Regions from separate parts of the Homo sapiens genome. Here region 2 is linked to region 1. A link is a loop called in an ENCODE intact Hi-C map of the cell type or tissue named here. Cell type or tissue: mammary epithelial cell. All regions are shown on one strand.

Evidence for each region. Hi-C counts contacts between places; a loop is a spot of excess contacts. Peaks named below come from ENCODE experiments on the same cell type or tissue, not always from the same donor. Only the 100,000 strongest peaks of a DNase experiment are listed, where the experiment ranks them.
Region 2: it touches region 1 in a loop (14-fold over the local background); 104 of 110 quality-filtered maps call a loop at or near these places.

Annotation. Positions count from the first base shown.
Region 1 is chr7:132,317,443-132,319,942 of GRCh38, reverse strand. All of the region lies in intron 3 of PLXNA4 (plexin A4), which reads left to right. Among named protein-coding and RNA genes, the nearest start is that of PLXNA4-AS1, 34 kb to the left of the region's middle. In mammary epithelial cell, a CTCF peak has its summit at 1,016 (motif pointing left); a DNase peak (open chromatin) is centred at 1,002.
Region 2 is chr7:132,579,709-132,582,208 of GRCh38, reverse strand. It overlaps a transcript of PLXNA4 not described here. Among named protein-coding and RNA genes, the nearest start is that of PLXNA4, 4.5 kb to the right of the region's middle. RefSeq lists a silencer at 1,237-1,406. In mammary epithelial cell, a CTCF peak has its summit at 1,294 (motif pointing right); no DNase peak of the experiment used is centred here.

The DNA of each region.
Region 1 (2,500 bases):
CATGGGAGAGGTGGGGAAGCATGGCACTGCCCTGCAGAACTCCAGCAGAGCCCTTTGACTGGGAAGGAAGCAAGTGGAGAGCATAGGAGAGGTGGGGAAGCATGGTACTGCCGTGCACGGCTCCAGCAAAGCCCCATGGCTGGGAAGGCAGGGTAAGGCACTGTGCATTTCAGGAACTTACACGGAATAAAAGAAAGGTTAGGATGACAGGGAGGCAGTGTGAGAAAACCTGCTTCTGGAGCAGGAAGTCCGGTGATCTCAGAGCACCAGGAAATTAGCATAAGGAAACAGCAAAATTGTCCGTTAAGAATGCAGAGCCAAAACTTCATGGTAGAGGAGTGCAGCGGCAATGTGTTTGGAGAGTAGGAAACAGGTGGAGAGAATTATAAATTACAAGGAACCCTGAGAACAGATCTAGAGTAGGAAACAGGTGGAGAGAATTATAATTTACAAGGAACCCTGAGAACAGACCTAGAGTAGGAAACAGGTGGAGAGAATTATAATTTACAAGGAACCCTGAGAACAGATCTAGGATGAAGCCCTCATCACAGCACCTGGAATATGCTAGTTTTCTATTTCTCAATTTGGAGTTCCCTGGGGACTGCATGGGAATCACCAGTAGCACTTACTCAAAATGCACGTTCCTGGGCTCCACCTCAGCCATGCTGCGTGAGAGTCTCAGTGGACAGGGCCTGGGAAGCTGCATTTTCACAAGCTCTGCAGGGGTTTTATGCTAAGTCTGAAAACCATGCTGCATGTGCTTAGGAAACGTTAGTAGGTTTCCCCCTTTCTAGATTAGATTAGGGGAAATAGAGAAGAATGGAAGAGAGGAGAGGAGGTTTCAGAAGGGCCTTTGGATGGCTCTCCTCCATATCGCCTTGCCCAGGACCTCTATGTGGGCCACCTTGGGGTGCGTGTGGACATGCCTTCCCTTCCACGGTTGGACCAGTCCTGACAAGCGCTGCGGGGCCAGGCGTCACAGGACTGGAGTCACCCGACTGTCGCAGCACTGCCACCTGCTGGCTGCAGGAGAAAATGCAGAATTCAACAGAGAGTCCACACTTGTTAAAGACCAGCTTCAGAAACACACAGGCAGAGACCCGCGCACACACATACCTACATATACACCACAGAACAGAGCCCCTCCGACCCTGGCTAGACCACAGCAGCATCTGTGATTTTGCCTGTGTAACAACTACAGATGGGTTCGATTTCTCCCTTCAGGGGACAGATGAGATTGGAGTGGGGGAGAAGAATTAAAAAAAAAAAAAAAAAAAAAAAGCAAAGTGCGTGATGATCACCAGAGGCTCTGAAAAGACTTCCTCTTCCCTCCTTCCTTCCTGTTTTCCGGTAAACACAGGAGGTAAAGATGTGCAAGTTGTGGAAACGCTCATTCTGCAGGGGGTGGGGAGGGAGAGTCCTGCAGCTGAGGCATCCCTTGGCTCCCAGCCCTGGGGAAGGAGAGGGAAAGCAGGGAGGGAGGAAGCCAGGAGGCTGGAGAAGCTGACCCTCCCCCAGCTTAGCGCTCTCAAGTGTCCAAAGCAAGTGAGCACATACTGATATCACCTCCTTTCCTCGACACTCTGGGTTCTGGGCAGTATTGCGCTCTTTTCTGCCTCAGTTTCCCCTTTAGTGAGCAGATGGGGCTGCCAGAGGGTCAGACCCTGGTGTGATCTCTGGTGCTCAGAAGGGTGAGAGTGTCCACATGAATCACCTGTCTGGCTAGGAAGGGCTCCAACTCCCTCCCCCTGCAACCAGGGCCCTGAGATGCTACCCCTGCCCTCTCCGCTCCAGTCCCCCTGCCTGCAGGCCTGCTTGTTGTGTGGGATGAACTGCTGAGATTGCCTTGTCTCGGTTCATGACCTTATGTCAAAACCACTTGGGATTGAGTTTCTTTGACCGGGTTACTCGGGTCTTCAGGGAAAATGGATTACAGCCTTTCCCAGGAGGCACAGATTCTTGCGCTCTCAGAGAATGTTCTCTGGCCTGCAAACTGTGCCTGCCTGGCCCCGACCCTTGCTCTGCCTGGCTCTTGTTCTCCACTCCCTGCTCTTGGATTTCTTCCCTACCCATTTCTGAAATTGCCTGGCCAGGTGTAACCTGAGCCAGCTGAGGGAGGGAGCAGGCTGAGAGGCTCCCTACAACTGGTGTTCCACAATGCTGTGCTGACTTTTGCTTGTGCTGCTCCATTTTGCTCTTGTTGCACACAACCTGGTCATGGTAAACTCATGGTAGCTTTGCAAGGATAGGCAAATGGTCACTGAATGCCACAGAATAAAAGTAATCAGGGAAGACTTTGGATCCTATGCTAGTGAATCCCAGACCAGTAAATCCAACCCAGTTCAGTCCAACTCAAGTCAACCAATTTATTCCAATTCAACATAACACAACCCAATCCAACCCCATCCAATGCAACCCAATCCAATTCAATCCAACTGAACACAACACAACCCAATCCAATCAAATTCAACCCAATCCAACTCAACTCAATCCAATTCAA
Region 2 (2,500 bases), 260 kb before region 1:
AAACTACTTAGCCAGTGTACTAGGCAGTGCCAAGAGAGAGGTGCCATGTGGGAGACGTGAATTGTATCCAGTCCTTGTAATGCAGGCATACTACGGGACCTTGTGCCTCCCAGGACTTAACCCCAAGAAGGGTTACACTGAGGTATTTCTCCTTTCTTGTTGTAGCAAGACATGGCTCTGGCCAGATCTGGGACTCTCTTCTTTCTGGCCAATGGAGTTAAGTCACACCCCCTCCCTCCCTCCATCTCCCCTTACCTCACAATATCCTCTAACTTCTGGTTTCTGCGGTTAAAAAGACAAGTTTTGTTTGTTTGTTTGTTTGTTGTTTTTGTTAGTTGAAAGAGAAGGAAGCATTCTGGAGAGGGGGCAGTGGATGAAAGGGTCTGGGGAGGAAGGGGAGTAAGACTTGGACCATGGGAGGCATGGGAGTTATTTTGGTGCCCAGAGGATCAAGATCCACAGTGTGTGTGTGTGTGTGTAGGAGGAGAGGGGTGTCCTCCCCACCTAAACACCAACCCCCCGGTGTGGCTTGGAAAGCCATGGCACGGCAGCAGAGCTTGCCATGTCCAGCAGTGCAGCCGGGTGGAGGTGCCCTTGCAGAGGGCAACCACAGAGCTGGCAATGCAGAGATGTCCTTCCATCAAATGGCTCATGGGCAGTGGATTTCCAAGAGGGTACTTGTGGTGAATGAAATGGTCAGACTTGTTCCTAAGCACACCCACCAGTGGCGGTCTCTGACATAATGGGAGGAGACAGGGAGGGGTTTTTCAGTGGTGGCCAAAGTTTTATCTGAGCAGAAAAGGCTGGGAGTTGAAATTCGGATGTTAATATCTCTGTGCTGATTTGCACCCACATGCTAGGGAAGCCTGGAACAGTTGGGTCTACTGAGAATACCCAGCCACCAAGTTCAACTTACTAGTAGGCCCTGTGGTGACACAAGGATGTTCCTCCCCTCATCTTCCTTGAAAGGCAGTCACTTCTCCTTTCTGTTTTACTGTTCCATGGTCCAGTCTTGAAGACAGAACCCTTGGCTTAGAGGTCCACTTAGTCCCTTAGGAGACAGATGGAAGAATAAGTTAGTTTGAATGGACTGAGAATCTTGAGAGCTGCTGCCCATCCCTCGAAATGGCAGCATTCAAGGAGGATGCAGATTAAAGGCTGCTGGAGTGTGCTGTGGACATGTGGTGACACATGCAGAAAGCAGGGGCCAGAGGGCACCCTGGCCTCACCTGTGTCACTGCGGAAGGCTCCTCTTGCCTCCTCTGCTGAGCTGTGGGATACTGATGATATTCCTGCTGTCCTGCAGGTGGCGCCACAATTTAGGTTTTTAAGCTGCTGACTGCCTGCCTGTGGTTTTTCTATCCAGTGCAAGGTACAAGACCCAGCCATGGGGGCAGCTCTTGGGGGAAAGAAAATGTCTCTCTAGCACCACCAGGCTCTGGTGATTTATTTAACGAGCAAATCTGGCTTTTATCAACTTAAATAGCAGCACTGTTCCTAGGCTAATAAAATGGTGGTAGCTAAGTGAGGGGAAACTTAAGAGTTTCTTCTCCTCTTTCCTATTAAACTGGTCCTTTTATTCAGCTGTGGGAGATGAACCAATACTTTTTCTGTCTAAACCCAGCAATAAACCCCAACCCAAGTCCCACAGACATAGCTTCTTTAGAAAACAGGACTCTCTGAAGCAATGTGCCATTTAGCTTCTCCCTCTTGTGGCCATGGGTCCAGACAATGACATAACCAGTTTCACGACCAGGCAAGAGGTAGAGGGAGTGACTCACAGAGCCATTGTCAGTAGGGGACACCTAGATGGTCCTACTTGTGTCTCCCTTAGCCCTCACCAAGGGAGAGGGGGTAGAGGAGGTGTGAGAGCCAGAAGATCTTGTACCTAATGCAGAAACACATTTTGAACTGTGGTAAGATGCTGCTTTTGCCTGTGTATTTATTCTTGGGGTGGGGACAAGATAGCAGAAGGCCTACCCTCATTGTATCATTCTATTTGAAAAAAATAAAAAGATACATTCATCTGGAAAGCGACTCTAATTCCCTACATGTGTTTTGTACCTACCTTAGAGTTTCAAAGCACATTAATAAGATGGTATGTCCTTTGAATGTCATTGCAACTCTAAGGGGCGAATGTGTCAGGTGAGAGATGAGGTATCATTGAGAGGACGTGACCCGCTCCAAATTGTAAAGCTGGCCAATGACAGAGCCAGGAGTAGGACATGTGTTTTCTAACTTCCAATGTAGAGGCCCTACTCATCCCACCCCATTCCATTCTCCTAACTTAAGGGAGTCAATCCAATGGGTCATCACTGAAAAAAAAAAATCCTCTACTGCAGCTAATTTGACCCTTTCTACTCCTCCTTCCGATAATATGATAACTGCCCCCTTTGGTATGCCTTTTACCGTGTTATTCAGTGGAAGGCAACCGGGGAAAGGCAATTTGAGATATGGCCCCTGGCCCCATTAACAACGGGAGAGCTCGCTGGGCCCCTCA